Regions from separate parts of the Mus musculus genome. Here region 2 is linked to region 1. The links are chromatin loops, found by intact Hi-C in ENCODE. Cell type or tissue: heart. All regions are shown on one strand. Each heading gives the region's core, and the rest is flanking DNA. Links, peaks and the distances in the headings are about the cores only. Region 1 has its middle 29 kb from the start of Gm33897. Region 2 has its middle 11 kb from the start of Btg1.

Region 1 (8,482 bases), core at 225-8,224:
ATTCTGGAAATAAACTTTCTGTTTCTGGCAGGAGACATGGATAGCAACGCTGCCTTGCTCAGTGAATGGGTGTCAGGGTGTCATATTTGAATGTGTAATGAGTAAACATTGGCAGAAACTCCCTTTACCATGTGACTTCAAAACAAACAGCAGTCAGCGGGGAACTACCAGCTGTGTGTGCAGGAAAAAAAAAAAAGGCATTTAGACACACTCCCTTATTGAAGCAAAAAAGTCCCTGTCTGCCATCACCTCCTCCTTCAAAACATGCAGGGCATAAATGACTTGTCACAAGGACTCAAGTACAAAGCCCCACCCCTGGAAAGTCCTCCTGGCAAGGCCATTGAAACAAAGTTCATGGGAACACAGAAGTAAGACATAAAATAGAGTCCAGGCATTTACAGAATCTTGCCTTCCCTTAAATCAACTGGTAGTTTCAAGGTGGGTGGAGAGAGCATCTAGCAGGAAGTTTCAAGTAGAGGTTTCTAACATAGGCTGCTGTGGCACCCTCTGCCATTCTGAGACATTCTGATGGCAAGGAAAAGCAAGTCCATTTTCTTAAATACAAAACGAAAGAGAAAGGCAGTCTACTTCATACAGTAAACTTCCACCACAAACAGCCTCTTCTCCATTCCTGCTGCCGCCAAAGAACACGCTTGACCTTGGAGCAAGAAACTTGTCTCCTGCTAGGAAGTCTACACCTGAAAATCAATTCCTTAAAACTTTCTGGCCCTGCCTCGGGTCCAGATTTATAGGGGAATGAGGGGCTAGGGAGACAGCTCTCCCTTAGACTCTGAAAAGATCACAGAAGGGAAAACCCATAAAACAGCAATACTCTTTAGTCATGAACACATGACACATGCACCAGGATAAGGAAGGATCTTTGCCAAACATTACATCTCACATTAAACTATTAAATGGTTCCATTCTGAACCGCCAGAGACTATAACAGCATTCTGGTTAATAAAACAAAAAACAAAAACAAACAAACAAAAACCAAAACAAAACAGAAAACCAGCCAGGGTGAATAGCAACGATCCCTGAGTAAGTCTCTGTTTTTTGTTCTTGCTTATCTTCTCTGGTAAACAGTGTGGCTCGCTGCTGCCTTCTCTAGCTACTTATTATAGAAAGAGTACACGGTCAGGGTGCATGTGGAGACATGTGGAATCTTTAGAGTGTAATAAGGCAAACAAATTTATCTATAGGCCTCGAGTGCTGAGCAGTAGGAGATATCACCACTGGAAAATATACGGCTTTGCTTTGAGGAAAATGTGTCTGGTCTTTGTACACGGTCAAAATGTTTAGAAGGGTGGTTTGGAGATCAATGGTTAACTTGAAATCTATTCTAGAACACAGCTCTCTTCTTATCCACAACCTTTTGGCTCCTTTGGCAGCAGGATCAAATGGTTAACAGAGGCCTGGAACCAGCAGATGTAAATGAAGTACATCTAAAAAAAGAGCTACATATATTCACAATTATTATCTACACACACACACGTACATGTGGAGGTATAAGCATCATATTGGAGATAAACAGATGTGTGTGGGAAGACATAGAAAACTACACATTCAGAAAGAACTCAGCTTTCACATGCTTCTTAGCCTGTACTGTATACAATTGTATACAAATAAAAAAAATGGATGCTCAGGCATAACTAAGAAAAATTTAACTGCCAAAATTATTTTAGAAAGCCATTTAGCAGTATACATGAAAAAAAAATTAGAGATTGCATGGTGTTTTCCAATCTGTAATTCCTCTCCCTGGCAACTCTCACAAATCAGTGGCATGGAAGGCATTTATAAAAGGACACTAATGTGAGACATTTATTTAATGAGAGGGGAGAGAGAGAGAGAGAGAGAGAGAGAGAGAGAAGAGGCGAGGCAATGTCAATTCATGGTAAATGTGGGAGCGGGTTATACTTCATCCTCACAGTGTATAATCAGAGCTGGGCTCAGCTGAGATAAAGGGCTGATTTTGAGGGGTTTCTGTTATGCTCACTTTTGAGTGATGAAAAAGAGAGACATGGAAAATGTATGTTACTCATAAAATAACCAGTAACAACCTTCCCCCATCTCTGTGTGTGGATGTACAACTGTGATTATAATATAAGCACGGGGGGAAATACAGAAGTCCATTTAAGGTTGCCAACTAGACCTACACACCTCAAGAGTGGGGGAGCTGAGCAAACGAAAAGGGGAAAGGTGGGGGGGAAGCCAAGCAAAGAGTTAAAGACCCACTTCTCCAAGTAACATAAACATATATGTATTTCTGCAAAATTACACACAGACACACACACACACACATATAGTCCAAAGCCAGCTCAAATCATGACCTTGGTATTAATAAAAATATCACCTATTTACTGAGCTCTCAGTATAGGCATGGCACATTCAAAAAATGATCCTTCTAGAATATTCTAAGAAAGCACATCTCCTCAAGACAGCCTACCAAGAAGCATAGTCACATTCCCATTTTCAACCAAAGGGCAGTCTAGGTGACTTCCCTACAGCTTCAGAGAACATCACTTGACACATTCAAATGAAAACAGAAATCTTGCTCACTTCTTTGGCCATCATGTTTGGTTTTCTTTGCTGTCTGCATCTGGAAGACAAATCTTAAGAAGACATGACAATCGTTAAACGTGTCAGTTATCCACTTGGTTTTTCATACATATGTATTTTGATCCCATTCACCCCTATTGCCTTGTCTTGGCACCTTCCATTCCTACTGAACCCTTTTCTCTTCTCCACCAGTGCCCCTTGTGCTTCACATGTCCTTTCTTCTTCTTAATGATCCTGTGAGTTTCATTAGAATGTCATTAGAGCAGGAATAAGGAGTCATTTGTAGGAATGTGAGCACCTTACCTGAGGTTACATCATTGAACAAGTTGTCTCTCCCTTTCTGGTAATGGTTAATCTTAATTAATTGTCAACGTGATTCTACTGATAAACACCTAGGATTGAAAGAAAGCACTACAGTGGGGTGTCCGTGTTGACAATCAGATTCTGAACTGATGATAGGGTTAGCCCTTGATGGCTTCATAACAGGATGGCTTCCACTGGGAGATGGAAACCTGCTTGGAAACAGTAGTTCTCCCTCTGTCTCTGTCTCTGACTGTCTCTATTTGTCTCTCTGTGTGTATCTGTTCTGTCTGTGTCTGTCTTTATCTCTCTATCTCTCTCTGTCTCTCTCTGTCTGTCTCTTTCTGTCTCTGTCTCTCTCTCTGCCAACCTCGATCACATGCTCTCCCCCCACCCCCATTCCGCCCAAGTACCAGGCTAAGCAATCCCAATCTGACCCTCTGTATTTACACCAAACATTTCCTTATGACGTGGCATGTGATGCATAGATAGATGTCCTACATAAACCATATTATCCAACCAGTCAACATGGGTGCGAGTCATCTAAGTCAAGGGTAATTGTCTTCAAAGCAGCCTATCACCCATTTGCTCAATAAGAAATCACTGAACCCCTCCTGTTCTGTGCTAGGAGCTGGGGATTTGTGGGTAGCCATGGCAACGTCTTAATAGGTGATAGATTGGAGTGAGCTGATCATTCACATTGTAGCAGTGTATTTTTGATTTTATATTCTAAAATTTAGATGGGGCTGACCTATTTTAACAAGACCATAGGGGGAGATTCTGAGCCTGCCAAAAACCAGGGGTACTTTCCAGGGTCCCAGCAAGTCTCTCTGATCCAACAGAGGAAGGGAGTAATAAATGAAAGGACCCGAAAGCATCCTTCCCACAACCAGCACATGGCAAAGCAAATTTTTTCTCATTAGTGTTTGAGGTAGATGTTATGGGTAACTTGCTTCTCTTCTGTCTTCATACTTAACTGGAACATTCTTTGATTGCCAACATCTATAAAGAAATACCATGCACAGAGTGTTTTATGTTCCAACACCATGAACCACCACTGCCCCTGGCCACCCATCCCCGCCCCAAAGATTTCTCTTCATCCTCTTCCAAAACCCCACTATATGGCTCTCCCTTAGAAGGTCAAGATGGTTGAAATAGAGGCAGTGATTGAGGTGAGGTTGTAGCCAGTCACTGACAGGCTTATTAAGTAAACATCATTGAGAAAACGCAGAGCATCGTCCACTGCTGTGAGTTTGGATTCGGAATCTGTAAATATACAAAGGGAAAAAGAGCTTTGGTGTCTCACAGCGCTTTCTGTCCAGGAGCCAAGAAGTTCAGTTGCACATGTGTGTTTTTGCAGACTCCTGGCTTGCACTCCTCTTCCTTATTCTGGCTGCCCCCTGCACCACTCTTGGCAAGCCTCACTCTGGAGAGGTCTGAAAAAGTTTCCATCCAAGCGATTCCTTTAGTTAATCATTAGCAGCTCTGGTAAAAAACTGTTGGTGAGCCAGTTGGAAAAAACTAACTGGGGGGGGGGGGAAATCTCAGAGTTCATTCATTTGAGACACTTCAGGAATCTTATCCTGGTATACTGAGCTATGGGTGGGCACCAGTGAGACACTACACTAAGAAATGATATCTAATCATGTCTCTGTATCTAATATAGGCTGCATGACATTGGTCAAGGGAGAGAAAGGTCATTGGTAAATAAATACACAGGTTAGAAACACTTCATCTTAACAGACAATTTAGGTGTTTTTATCTCCCATTCTACAATGTTAGATTTGAAACCAAAAGCTGTTCAACTTTGCCCGTATTAGAGCATCTTTACTTAAGTAAACAAGGAGTGTCAACTTGTTGCTCTCTGCAAAGCTTTTCTCAATCTGTTAGCTTGTGAATCATGTAACCCAGCAAGAAGCAAACAACCTCTCTTGCAGTTTCCACACAACTTTTCCCTTCTTGGCCGGGATTTCACAGCAAACTTTGGGTACACATAAACAAAGCTGTCTTCTGCACATAAAGATGACAGAGCTGTTGTTCACTCATTAGCTGTCAATATAACATGGCTTTCACTCCCCCGTGGCCGTGGCCGTGGCCTCACCCTTGTTTAGATTGCTCAGTTCCTTCAGTTTAGAGGACATTAAAAAGCAGAACTGGCCTGGCTGTTTTACGTTGATGGTGAACTTTATGCCTTGGTTGTGTTGCAACCCCAGAGTTTACTCAATTCCACCTGGCAATTCAGTTCTTTGAGATAAAGGAGGTTTCTCTGGGGGAAGCCAATAACAGTTTCTCTTTTGGGTCTCTTGTTGGCAGACAGCTGGTGGCACATTTAATACAGTCATATGACTAAGTGTGTGTGTGTGTGTGTGTGTGTGTGTGTGTGTGTGTGAAACTTTTTAACAGTTAAAAACAAAACTAGTGGAACCCAAAGGAAGCTATTGCCATGTCAGAGAACCTAGAGCATCATCTTGTTCGAAACTTTGTAAGGATGTCTTTTAGAAAAATCATCTCTTGGGGTGTAGGGGAGGCGGGGCAGGGCAGGGAATGTACGTGTGCGTGCGCGCGCGCGTGTGTGTGTGTGTGTGTGTGTGTGTGTGTGTACGTGCACTCACCTGCAGGTTTTGGAACTGTCATAAAGAATCCTGAAATACCCAATGAAAACTCCAAGCACCTCCTATGTTCTCACTCTCCCAAGCACTGTTGGATTTGAATCAATTTCTCATGACTGAAGTGAGAGTTGCATTTGTAGATCTTTTTTGCAAGTCCCGCATGTAGCTGTACACTTTTAGAAAACTACACTGAAAATGACAAACTTAGTAATAACTACACATGGAAACAGTGAGTGCAAGGTACGTAAAGAAAATTGGCAAAGGACCCATCAATAGGAATTCCAAGAAAGGAAAACTTCACGCTGTGACCTAACCAAACAGAAACTGTCTTCATATACACATCTGAGTACAGGAAAGAAAGAAAGAAAGAAAGAAAGAAAGAAAGAAAGAAAGAAAGAAAGAAAGAAAGAAAGAAAACTAATGACCTTTTCTAGCTCCAACCTAAAATATGTTGATAACCTTAACTTTACAAGTTGTGGAATTAGTTTTGCTTAGATAAACCACCCATGCAAGTGATTAGCTGATGATGAGGTCACTACAGCAAATCCCAGCCCTCTTACATGGAGCTTGGGAAGTCGGTGATGAGGATCATTCACATACGCAGAAAGGATCCCAAGTAAATATGAAGGTAGACATCGGAAGGACAGGTCTGAGAAACAAAGAAACCCAAAAATTGACATCAAACCACTAGAAGCCAGAAGGGACTCTCTGATTCTCATAGGGTTTAGGAAGAATCACTCTGCAGCCTTGACGGTTGAGCTAACCTTGGATAGATGCTCTCCAGCCCATGATGGACTTCTGTTGTTTCAGTTGACAAGTTTATGGTATTTTGCTAGAGCAGCCCCAGGAGACTTGGTATAGTTTGTAGATCCTCAGCCCAGGGAGTGGTACTTTTAGAAGGTAAGGCCCTATTGGAATAGTTGTAGCCTAGGAGTAGATATGTCACTGTGGGTCTGGGCTTCATGACCCTCATCCTAGCTGCCTAGAAGCCAGTATTTTGCTAGCAGCCTTCAGATGAAGATGTAGAACTCTCAGCTCCTCCTGTACCATGCCTGCCTGGATACTATGTTCCCACCTTGATCATAACAGATTGAACCTCTGACCCTGTAAGCCACCCCCAATTAAATGTTGTCCTTATAAGAGTTGTCTTGGTCATGGTGTCTGTTCATAGCAGTAAAACCCTAAGACAAGACTGATACACATAGTTCTCCTCAAGGTCATCTCCTGGGCACACCTTTTGTTTCTCTCGCTCCTTACTCATATAGCACCTGTAAAGCAAGGAAGAGAAACATTCGAGTAGGGCCCGAGGTTCCCTCAGATTTCTGTGTCTATAATCCTGACTTTTCTAATTTTAGAGAAACAGCCTTAAGAACTTTCCAACATTTAAAAAAAAAAGTGGCTGATTCTTCCTGTTGGCCTAAGAGAAAATAAAAAATAAAAAAAAAACTTTTAATTTAATTTAAAAAACAAGCAAACAAAAACTGTTAACTTGATCTGGGAACTGAGTTCAAGGGCTTGAGTTGAAACTCCACCTAGACAGCCCATAGCATCTGGAGAAGCAGATTTTACCTCCAATGGATCCTTCAGTTCAAAGCCAACATCAAATATCCTAATTATATCCTGATCCTCTGCTGGCAGTAGATACTTTCAGAACGCAGCACTGACCTTTGTGTGTTTGGTTTTTTGGTCTTGTTTTTTATTCACTCCTTTATTCTTTGACACTTTCAAATGTGTATATAATGTGTTTTTGTCCATTGCTCCCATCATTCTCTCATCCATCTCCCACTGAGACCCTTCCTCATCCTAAAAATAAAAGGGCTCCCTCCACCTCCACCTGTGGTCCCCCGCTTCACCTCTCCATCCCCCACCTCCCTCTCCCCCTCCCCTTAACCTCCATATCCCCCTCCCCCTTCCCCCACATATCCCTCTCCCTCTACCTCTATCTCCTCCTGTCCCTCCCCCCTCCCCTTCCACCTTCCTCTCCCCCTCCTCCCTGTCACACAGTTACCATGCTTTTGGGGGTTAGGTTTTGTGTGGCCCAAGGAGTTTAATTAGGGTTGTTTGGACAAACATGGATGCAAGGCTATTTACGGGTCTTTGGGAAACTTTCCAGTTGTCTATACGACTGAAGATAATGATACCTATCTTCCAACCCCACCAACCAAGAATTGCCAATATTTCCTTTGAAAGGGACAGAGCCTCGTGAGCCCCTTCCCCACATATGATGGAGTGGAGCCCAGTCTTGAGCAGGCATTTTGCAGGTTACCACACCCCAGCACAGTCTTTAAACAGCTGGCTTAGCCCAGTTTAATGGCTTTGTTTTACCTCTGTGACTTCCTCTTGGAGAAGAGTGAATGGTTTAGGTGCCTGGAAGTACCTGAAATGAGATTGGAGCTATCAATTACCTACAAGGATGGAGGACAGACATTCAGAGATGCATTTCTGTGTAATTTTTCCAAAGATGCATGAACTGTCTAAGGACATCTCTGTTCACCCCCAATAAAAGTACAACCACACAAATGAATGAGACCACTCAAATCCAACCAGCAGTGGAATCAGGGACCTGATGCTTGAAGACTCGCAGGCAGCTGAGTGATCCTAAAGCCACCTCAACATGGTTGACAACTCACAAGAGCGACATTTCTAGAGCTTTCCTACAGGCAACCCCATCGGTGAGTGGAATCACTGTTTACTGCTTTATACATACTTGGGAAGGGGCAGGGTTAATCCTGTTTCCTATTGAATTCCTTGAGTCTTGACAACCTCACGAACTCCATGAGATTCATGCATTTCCTTAACTTCCCAAGTCTTATAAGCCTCTCTCTTCTTCCCAGAAGGGACTTTTTGATTCTGAGGAAACAGCTACACAGAAATACATCTTAGCATTCATTAATTTAGGAATGGGACAGGGTGAAAGAAAGCAGCTTCGAATTAAGGGACAGTAGTGCCTGCTGGGAGTTCTGGGCAAGGACTTTATCCCTTGAAATCATGGATGACTAGAATGCTTTTGAGTC
Region 2 (8,482 bases), core at 145-8,144, 59 kb after region 1:
ATTGAAACTCTGTAACTCAATAGGCCATGTGACCCTGCCAGTAACTTAAGAAGGCGCTTTATGGTGAGATAGCTCTGAGGGTAAAGATTCCTGACAACCTGAGTTTGATCTTTGGAACCTATAGAAGGTGGAAGAAAAGGTCACAAAATTTGTCTTTTGACCTGCATACTTGCAGTGGCATGTGCACTCACACACACACACACACACACACACATAGCCACTAATAAACGAAAGAGAAGCTAAGTGTTCCAAGATTATTTATTGTATGACGAAGGCGATGTACCCTTACTCTTATCGCATACACACGAATGCCAAGGTCTTGAGATGACAACAAGAGCCTTTACTGTAATCCTGGATGCTCTAGAACAGATTTCTTGGGATAACTGAATTTTCCAGTTACCGAGACACGGTTTTTGTTTTCTTCCCTTGCTTGTATCATTATCCCGAGCAGTAAATCTCATTTCATATTTATTGCAGATGTCGAACTTTAAAGGAATCAGAATTACTTTTTAAAGTTTACCTCATCTTATCAGGCTGTCTGGTTTGATTTGCAATTTTCTGCAAAGTGGAAAGGAAGGCTTAGGGGGGAAAATTACTGCTAAGGCTTTCCAGTAATCAGAGATGTGCTGACTCCTGCAGAAACCAACGATCAGGAGGGAAGGCTGGCAGAAAGCAGGTTAGCTGACACTATCACAGAGAGGGTCCAGATGTGGGATCACAAGCCCGGGAATGAGGATGGAATTCGATTAATCGCTTGAACAGAATCTTCTTTCCCCAGATTCTCTCTCCAAAGCTGTTCCTTTGGTCGCCAAGCTTTCTTGCTCAAATGTGACCTTCTCAAGGAGGTCATGCCTGACCTTTTTACTTAAAATAGCAACCTGTTCCCACCCCTACCCCAGCAACAATGCCCTGAGTGCCTTTAATGTATGGACCACACACAGTGCTATACGACTCTGTATGTCCTTGTCCCAGAACCGACCCGTCAGCCATTTTGCTTGATTCTTCACATTCCTCTCTAAAAGCAGAGGGCATTATTGTTGTTGTTGTTGTTATCTTCAAATGACAATAAAAGAAAAAAATGCTCTGCCCTTGATACATATTTTAAAATGTACAATCTTTAATCTAATTTTAGCATCTTCTAAAGAGTCAGTCTAAGTAGTAGACCCTTGACATTAAAAATGTCCTATCGAATAAGATCACACACGAGAAATGCAAGGCCTAGATAGGAGGGATGGCTCATAGGGGGTGGGGGGAGCACTTGCTGGTAAAGCTGGAGGACTGGAGTTTGATCCCCAGAACCAGTATAGAAAAACTAGACTTAGTGCTCCAAAGCACTCCTAAGGGGGACAGGGGAAGTGGTGGGAGCTCAAGGGCTAGCAAACAAGAGGGCTCCTGCCTCACACAGAAGGGGAAAGGGGGAATAGGTATTCCTGTAAACTGTCTTCTGACCTCCATGTGCACACAGTGGCTCATGCATGCCCATACATACATCACACACACACACACACACACAAAATAAAAATCATGTGATGGTAGCAGATTTGGTGGCACATATCTGTACTCTCAGCACTAACGAAGCTCAAGCAGGACAGTTACTAGTTCAAGGCCATCCTGGACTATATAACCAGCCCTCAACTGATAGAGAAGAAGAGAGGGGTAGGAGAGCAAAGCAAGCAATACTTGAGGAAGTGATCATGGTTAGCTGACCTAGAGGGAGGGTGGGGTGTTAAATAATTCTGTACAAGTGACCATAATGACAACTACCTGGTCTTACCAGTCTGAGAGAGTCACGAGGGAAAGCAGCCATAGTTAGCACATTCCAGGCAGTCAGCAGATCAACGGAGGCGGAGGTAGGAAACAGGAAGGCTGGCGCTAGCTGTGGTCCTAGGAACGTGTAGGTGAGAGTCTTTAGATCAGCAGAAGGGAAATAGCAAATGGTGGGGCTGTGGAGTGTGGAGATGGCTCAGAGAGGATGGGACCTTACAACCTGAGTTAAATTCCCAGACCCCACATGATGTAGAAGGAGAGACCCAGTTCTTCAGGTTACCCACTGATTCTCTCTCTCTCTCTCTCTCTCTCTCTCTCTCTCTCTCTCTCTCCCTCGTCAGCATCAACATATGCACCCAACAAATACATTTTAAAAAATCATTTACTCAAAAAAAAAAAAAAAAAAAACCAAAGCAAGCAAAAACCCAATAACAACAACAACAATCAAACAGGGGGCTGGAGAGTTGGTTTACTGATTAAGAACATATACTGCTCTTCCCGAGGACCTGAGTTTGATCCTCAGACCCTACATCGGGAGGCTCACACCAACTTTAGCTCCAGGAAATCTAAAACCTCCTGCACAGGCACTCAAACGTGCACAGGCCCAGGCACATAACTGAAAACAATAAAATAAATCTTAATAAAACAAAACAGCGAAGAGAGGGAAGCATAAAAATTAAGGCTGAATCTACTACTGCTCTCCACCTGTAGCCAAAGCAGGTGAATCAGGTGGTTTTGTTTACATTTTATCCTTAGGAATGTTTTGCCTGCCTGTATATTCGCATCACTTGCATGCCCGGTGCTCTCAGGAGGCCAGATCTTTTGGAGCTGGAGTTACAGGTGGTTGTGAGCTGCCCTGTGGATGCCAGGAACCAAACCCAGGTCTTAAGGTGCTCTTAAGTACAGAGCCATCCCCCAGGCCCTGGAACCAGGTAACTGGCTAGCCTCTCACCAGTAAAATCCAACATGAATCATCCTTCCATCCGCTCCGACCTGCGGAGTGATTTCTAGAATGAGCGATTCAGGAGGTGTGGGCATAGGGAGGAGACCAGTAGTGAAAATATTCACATTATTGCATTGAGAAAAACATGTCTGTAAAGCACACTCCTTAATGTCACAGGTCACCCTCGCTGTGGCAGGGAAGAGTTAACCAAGATCTGCTTCCAGTGGAGGCTCTAACTGAGCCAGGAGCTTTCCAATCATGGGGGAGCCATGGCCTTTCTCTGGCCCTCGGTGGATTCCACTCTTACCAAGAACTTTTAGGACAAGTCTATATCCTGCTCAAGAATCTTCAGACAATATACCATACAACGCTAGCATTGTGTTGGTTTCCCAACTGCCCCTTGAGTCAATATTCTGACGGCTCTAGCAACCGGTGGTGAGAATTTTGACATGAGAGGAAATCCTCACGGCTAGGTCGTGGCTATCCACACAGGCTCGACCTCTCTTTGCCTCATTATGGGTGCAGCAACCATAGCAAACTGAAGCTCAGAAGTGCGTGTGGAGCAGGAGGCAGCGGAGAGGCTGGAGATACAGTTCAGTTGGGTTGGGATCCTGCCCAGTGTGCACAAAGCCCTGGGTTAGATCCCAGCCCAGCACAGCATAAACGTAGTGTGGTAGCACAGCTGAGCTCCAAGGTCTTCCTCCACCACGCCATAAGGCCAGCCTGGGCTGCATGAAACCATGTCTAGAGAAAGAAAATTAACAATAGGACAACAAAAGAGATGTGTGTGTGTGTGGAGAGGTACTATGTAAATTTGGCATCATCACAATCTGTCGGGGTTGACCAAGACTCTCGGGTTTCAGCCTACTAATAAATAAGCAATTGTTAGTAAGCCCGTGAGTCAGAGAACCGTTTGTGAGTCAGAACCTATGACTGCGTTCCGAGGTCTAAGACAGAGCAAACATGGGAGGGGCACGCCACATGAGCAGCCACTAAATCATGACTAGTTGGAAAGCAAGGGTTTTCTTCTGGTGACAGCTTATTTCATGTTTGGGGGTAGCCATTGCCACATGTTTCAGAAGCAAAAGGAAAGACAAGGAGAAGTAAAAGAGGTCCTCTCCAGTTTGAGGCTTGACGCTACAACCCTGCGTCATGGTCAACTGTTTAAGTATCACAGAGCGAAGTTTTCCGGAGGAGTCCATCAATCTCCTGATCAGAGTGTGGGTTACGTGAGTGTGTAAAACTTCCTGAGCTCTGTGGATTTTCTATGTGGAGTGTCCCATACTTTAGAAGTTATAGAGCCATTTAAAAATTGGGATAAAGATGCTGAAGTGTAGCCCTTCACAGCTGATGGCTTCTGGTGCGGATGAGGGGGTGGGGAACGACTCAGTTATCTTTAAGGGGTTGGCCACTGGGAGTCTGACCATGCTCCAATGAGTGTATGGGCACACTTGGACTTGACATACATAGATCACAACATATATTTACATATATCCCAATATATATTTACATATAACACACAGCACTCACATACTGAAACAATACAAAGAAAACAATTGGACTTGGTGTGTGTATGTATATATACATACTTCCTTTTGGAGGAAGGGTTCAGGGGCGGGAGGGAAATGTGACTGGGTACATTGTATGAAATTCCCATGTTGGGAAAAAATATGAACCCAGGAGAGTTATCTTAAATTTGGGGTGCTTGCCCAGAACGCGCGGATTGCTGGGGTTTATCCCAGCTGTGCTCTTAGTGTTGCGAGCCTGAATTCCCAGGACTGAGGCAGAAGCAGGAGGACTGGCACTGACAGTCAAGGCCATCCTCAGCTACATAGAGATTCTGAGGCCAGCCTGGGATACGCGAGACCCTTTCTCAAAAGCAAACACAAGGCCTATTTAAACCTAACCTTGACTGGAGGTCTCCGTGGTTAGGAGCACCCCGCTGTTCATACAGAAGAGCCAGGCTTGGCTCCCAGACCCCAGTGTGGCAGATCCCAATCCTTCCTAACTCCAGTTCCAGGGAGTCTGACCTTCATCGGCATCTGAGTTGTGCTGTTTCCTAAGGTAGGACCGTGATGCTAAAATGACTGATAGATCTCGTCGCTCAAGCCGAGAGCTATCTTTTCTTGCTAAACCTTTAAAAAGCAGGACAGCCATTACCTGCATCAGGAAAATCAGACAACCTCACTGCCCCACGAAAGACCCCCCACCCCCCAACCCCGGCTTGGAATTCTGAGTACATTCTGAACCTGCTGAGGTATCATATGTCCTTGTAACATTCTCAGGAAGGCAAAAAGATGTTGCTCTCCTTTAAAAGTTAATACTGTGGACACAGCCTACAAAGGGGAAGTGGCCATAGGTCCTGGCCAATGCTGGTAGTCTTTACTCAAAGGTATCCTTTATCCTCTCAGGAGTCACAGCTGGATTGATAAACGTATCAATCTAATGGTATGACTACTTTAGCCATGCAATAGGCCTGGCTCCTCCAGTTTCTCTTCCCTCATTTTCCCTAGTTGCTAGCATCTTCCAGAAGTTTCTACTGGCTCCCTGTTGCTTGCCTTCTCCCAGACAAGCACTTACATCTTTCAGACTTCAGGTCCTGTGTCCCTCCTCTGGGAAATCGGGAGCCATTAACACAGCTCTCCGCGCCACCTCAGGAGCTTTTCTTTAGTGTACTGCAGCTCAGGTACAGATTCTGCAAACTACCAGGCGTTTCCTTCTCCCGGCCCGGCCCGGCCCGGCCCACTGGGTCACGGCACTCTCAGCCTTGATTTGTTTTGCTTTGTAGAGACAGGGTGTCTCTGTTAGATAACTCGATGTCCTGGAACTCGCTCTTATGTAGCCCAGGCTGGCCTTGAATTCACACAAATCCCCCTGCCTCTGCCTCCCCAAGTGCTGGGATAACAAGCATGTACTACCACTGTCCAGCCCATAATAGTATTTCAAAGGACAACTTTTAACATTGCTGGCCAGGTAACTTGTTCTATTTACTTTCAAACCCAGTCTTCTAAATGCATTTTACCCACTATAGGACATGACTGATTCGTAAACCTTGCTCCATACAGGGGGTCTAAGAAGCAGCAGTGACTACTGAGATAGCTCAGCAGATAAAGGCATCTGCCACCCATGCCTGGACTCCCAACAGCTGCTCCCTGGCCTCTACATGTCTGCCACAAACAGACCAACACACTCACACAAGTAAAAAAAAAATAAAGATCTAAGTTCAAGGTCTGTCTGGGGTAAGGTGACTTTAAGGGCAGCTAGGTCAACAATGAGACCCTATCCTCAAATAAATAAATAAATAAATAAATAAAAATTCTTACGTAAAAAAATATAACTCAATGGTTGAGCCTTTACCTGCCTACTAAGTACTGATAGGTTTTATAAGGTTTTATTTAGGCAGGTGGGGAGTGAGGCTTTTCCACCTACATCATGGCAGAAGAAATTATCACAACAAACTTTGCTGGCTGAGTCTGTGCCTGATGCCTGCACATGCGCTGTTCGGGCACACAAGGCACCACACACTCCTCAGTGAGGTTATCTTCACTTAGCAAGAGAGATAGCAGTCTAGTCCAGAAGGGCCCACAGTGAGTGACTCCTTCATGGCTGGCCAGGGGACATCAGTGATACTAGTGGGGGCTCAAGCAAGCACTGCACTTGGTTACACGTGAAGAAACCCAACCCCAAGCAGCTAAGGTATCAAAAGGCCGCTTTCCTTTGCAGCCAGGGAAGCACTCAGACCACTCCAGATTAGGAAGAGACTGAGAGGCACTGTTTGGTGTAGTGAATGCAAATGACCTGAGGGACCGCATGGAGCAAAGTCCGTGTACTCCCATATAGCAAGGACCACTAAGAATTGAGCCACAGAATGGATGTAAACTGTTTCTGCAGGGATTACACTGCTACACACACCGGGTAGAATGACACCATCTCTCAATTCAACCTGCATCCAATTTAGAACGAGGATCTGAAAGGACCCCCCCCCCCCTTTTAAACTGAAAAGAGTTAGTTCTGAGCCATGATGATAAGAATCTAGCTCAGAAAATTCTGTGAAAGAAAGATCAAGGCCTAGGCTATCTGGAGGTCCAGTCTTCCAAATTGAGGAACAACTCTTCCTTCTATTTTAAAGCCCAAGTACATTTTTACAGGTCCTGTCTAACGTAGACTTTAAGACACTCTAAGCTCTGGCTGAGTGATGGTGGCGCGTGCCTTTGAGCCCAGCAGAGGCAGGCAGCTCTCTGTGAGTTCAAGGCTAGTCTGATCTATAAAGTGAGTTTCAGGACAGCCAAGGCTATAGACAGACACCCTGTCTCGGGGGGGGGGGGGGGGGGGAAGGAGGAAGAAGAAAGGAAGGAAGCAAGGAAGGGAAAAAAGAAAAGAAAGGAAAAGAAAGGGGAAAAAAGAAAAGAAAGGAAAATTAAGAAAAGGGAGAGAGAGAAAGAGAAAGGGATTCTAAGCAAAATCATGCTATGACTGAACATCTGAGGGGAAAACCTTACTTGCTGTGTTTAATTTGGAATCCATGATAAAGTATTCAAATTCCAAACATCCATCTTACAAATGTCCTGTTATGTGGTTTCGCTTGTTTATTTGGTCTGGTCAACAAGCAGGCCCATTTATCTATATAGAATGACTCAGAGAGGTTAAGGGACTGCTCAAAGTCCCAAAGAGCCTGACACAGGCCAAGGACGAATTGTGTCTAATATTCCTTTTACACCAAGGGCCAACTTGTCTAAGAAGGAGAGAGGCCTCATAGCAAACAGTGTTATCTCCTGGGTGTGGCCATTTCAAGACTGTCCAGAGATGGCCAATTAGCAATGTGAAGTTCTATCACTCAGTCCATGCAAAGTGTAGGCAAATCACCCAGGGCAATATCCCTATGGCTATGTGCCTGGTTCCAAAGTCAGAAAGGCCTGAGTTCACATGGCATACTAGATGTTTGGCATTGGGGCAAATTAAGCTATCTTAATGTTCTACCCAGAAAATGAAACATAAAAGGTCCTGGTCTACCTGTCGATCCAACCCAGGTGGTGAAAGAGCCAATGGCAGTAGGCACTGATCATCACAAGCCTCACAAGCCCTTTTTCTAGGAGCACAAACCCATTTAGCTTATTGACCCAAGGGTACAAAATTATCATGGATGAAAACTACAAAACAGATTCAGTCCTGTTTACGGTGTAACTGTCATGTCTAACCAATTTACACTTATGTTCGTTTATGGAGTCTTCTCAAATATAGTCCATTGGTTAGTCATCTTTCCAAAAAGGTAGGGATGGCTTAGATGGAAAGGGGAAAGGTAGAGAGACTTCTGGCTATAGTGTGACAGCTACAAACAATGAAGCGCTGCTCTGAGTTCATCAAGTCAGCTTAACAGCATTAAAGTCCCTGAGAGCCTTTGCATGCCACCATGGGATACAGAGGGACACACAAGACTTTGAGTTGGCAGTAACGATTTGGGGTCATGTGTTGACTGAAAAATGACTTAATTTTATGCAAGCAATGATGTAGATAAGCTAAAGCTATGTGAGGTGACCCTCACCGTACTGTTCCAACAGCTCCTGGTGAATGACTTATCACTTAAAGGACAATTAAAGTCACAATTTTAAGTCATACTTAAACAGGAAGTACTCCTCTTACTTTGCTACGAATCTAGAAAAATCATCTCAGGAATATGCTGATCATGGACTCATCCATAAAAATGTTTTATGCTTACAAAGACAATGACATAGATTTGGTTTCTGTGGTTTTTGAAACACAAAGTCTTACTGTATA

The links. Hi-C counts contacts between places; a loop is a spot of excess contacts. Peaks named below come from ENCODE experiments on the same cell type or tissue, not always from the same donor. Only the 100,000 strongest peaks of a DNase experiment are listed, where the experiment ranks them.
Region 2: a loop joins it to region 1, with 1.9 times the contacts of the local background. A loop is called at or near these places in 4 of 42 quality-filtered maps.

The regions. Positions count from the first base shown.
Region 1 is chr10:96,682,833-96,691,314 of GRCm38, reverse strand. No RefSeq gene overlaps it. Among named protein-coding and RNA genes, the nearest start is that of Gm33897, 29 kb to the left of the region's middle. In heart, for the core only: no CTCF peak of the experiment used is centred there; a DNase peak (open chromatin) is centred at 4,234; H3K27ac peaks cover 1,183 bases.
Region 2 is chr10:96,623,682-96,632,163 of GRCm38, reverse strand. No RefSeq gene overlaps it. Among named protein-coding and RNA genes, the nearest start is that of Btg1, 11 kb to the right of the region's middle. In heart, for the core only: no CTCF peak of the experiment used is centred there; no DNase peak of the experiment used is centred there; H3K27ac peaks cover 1,105 bases.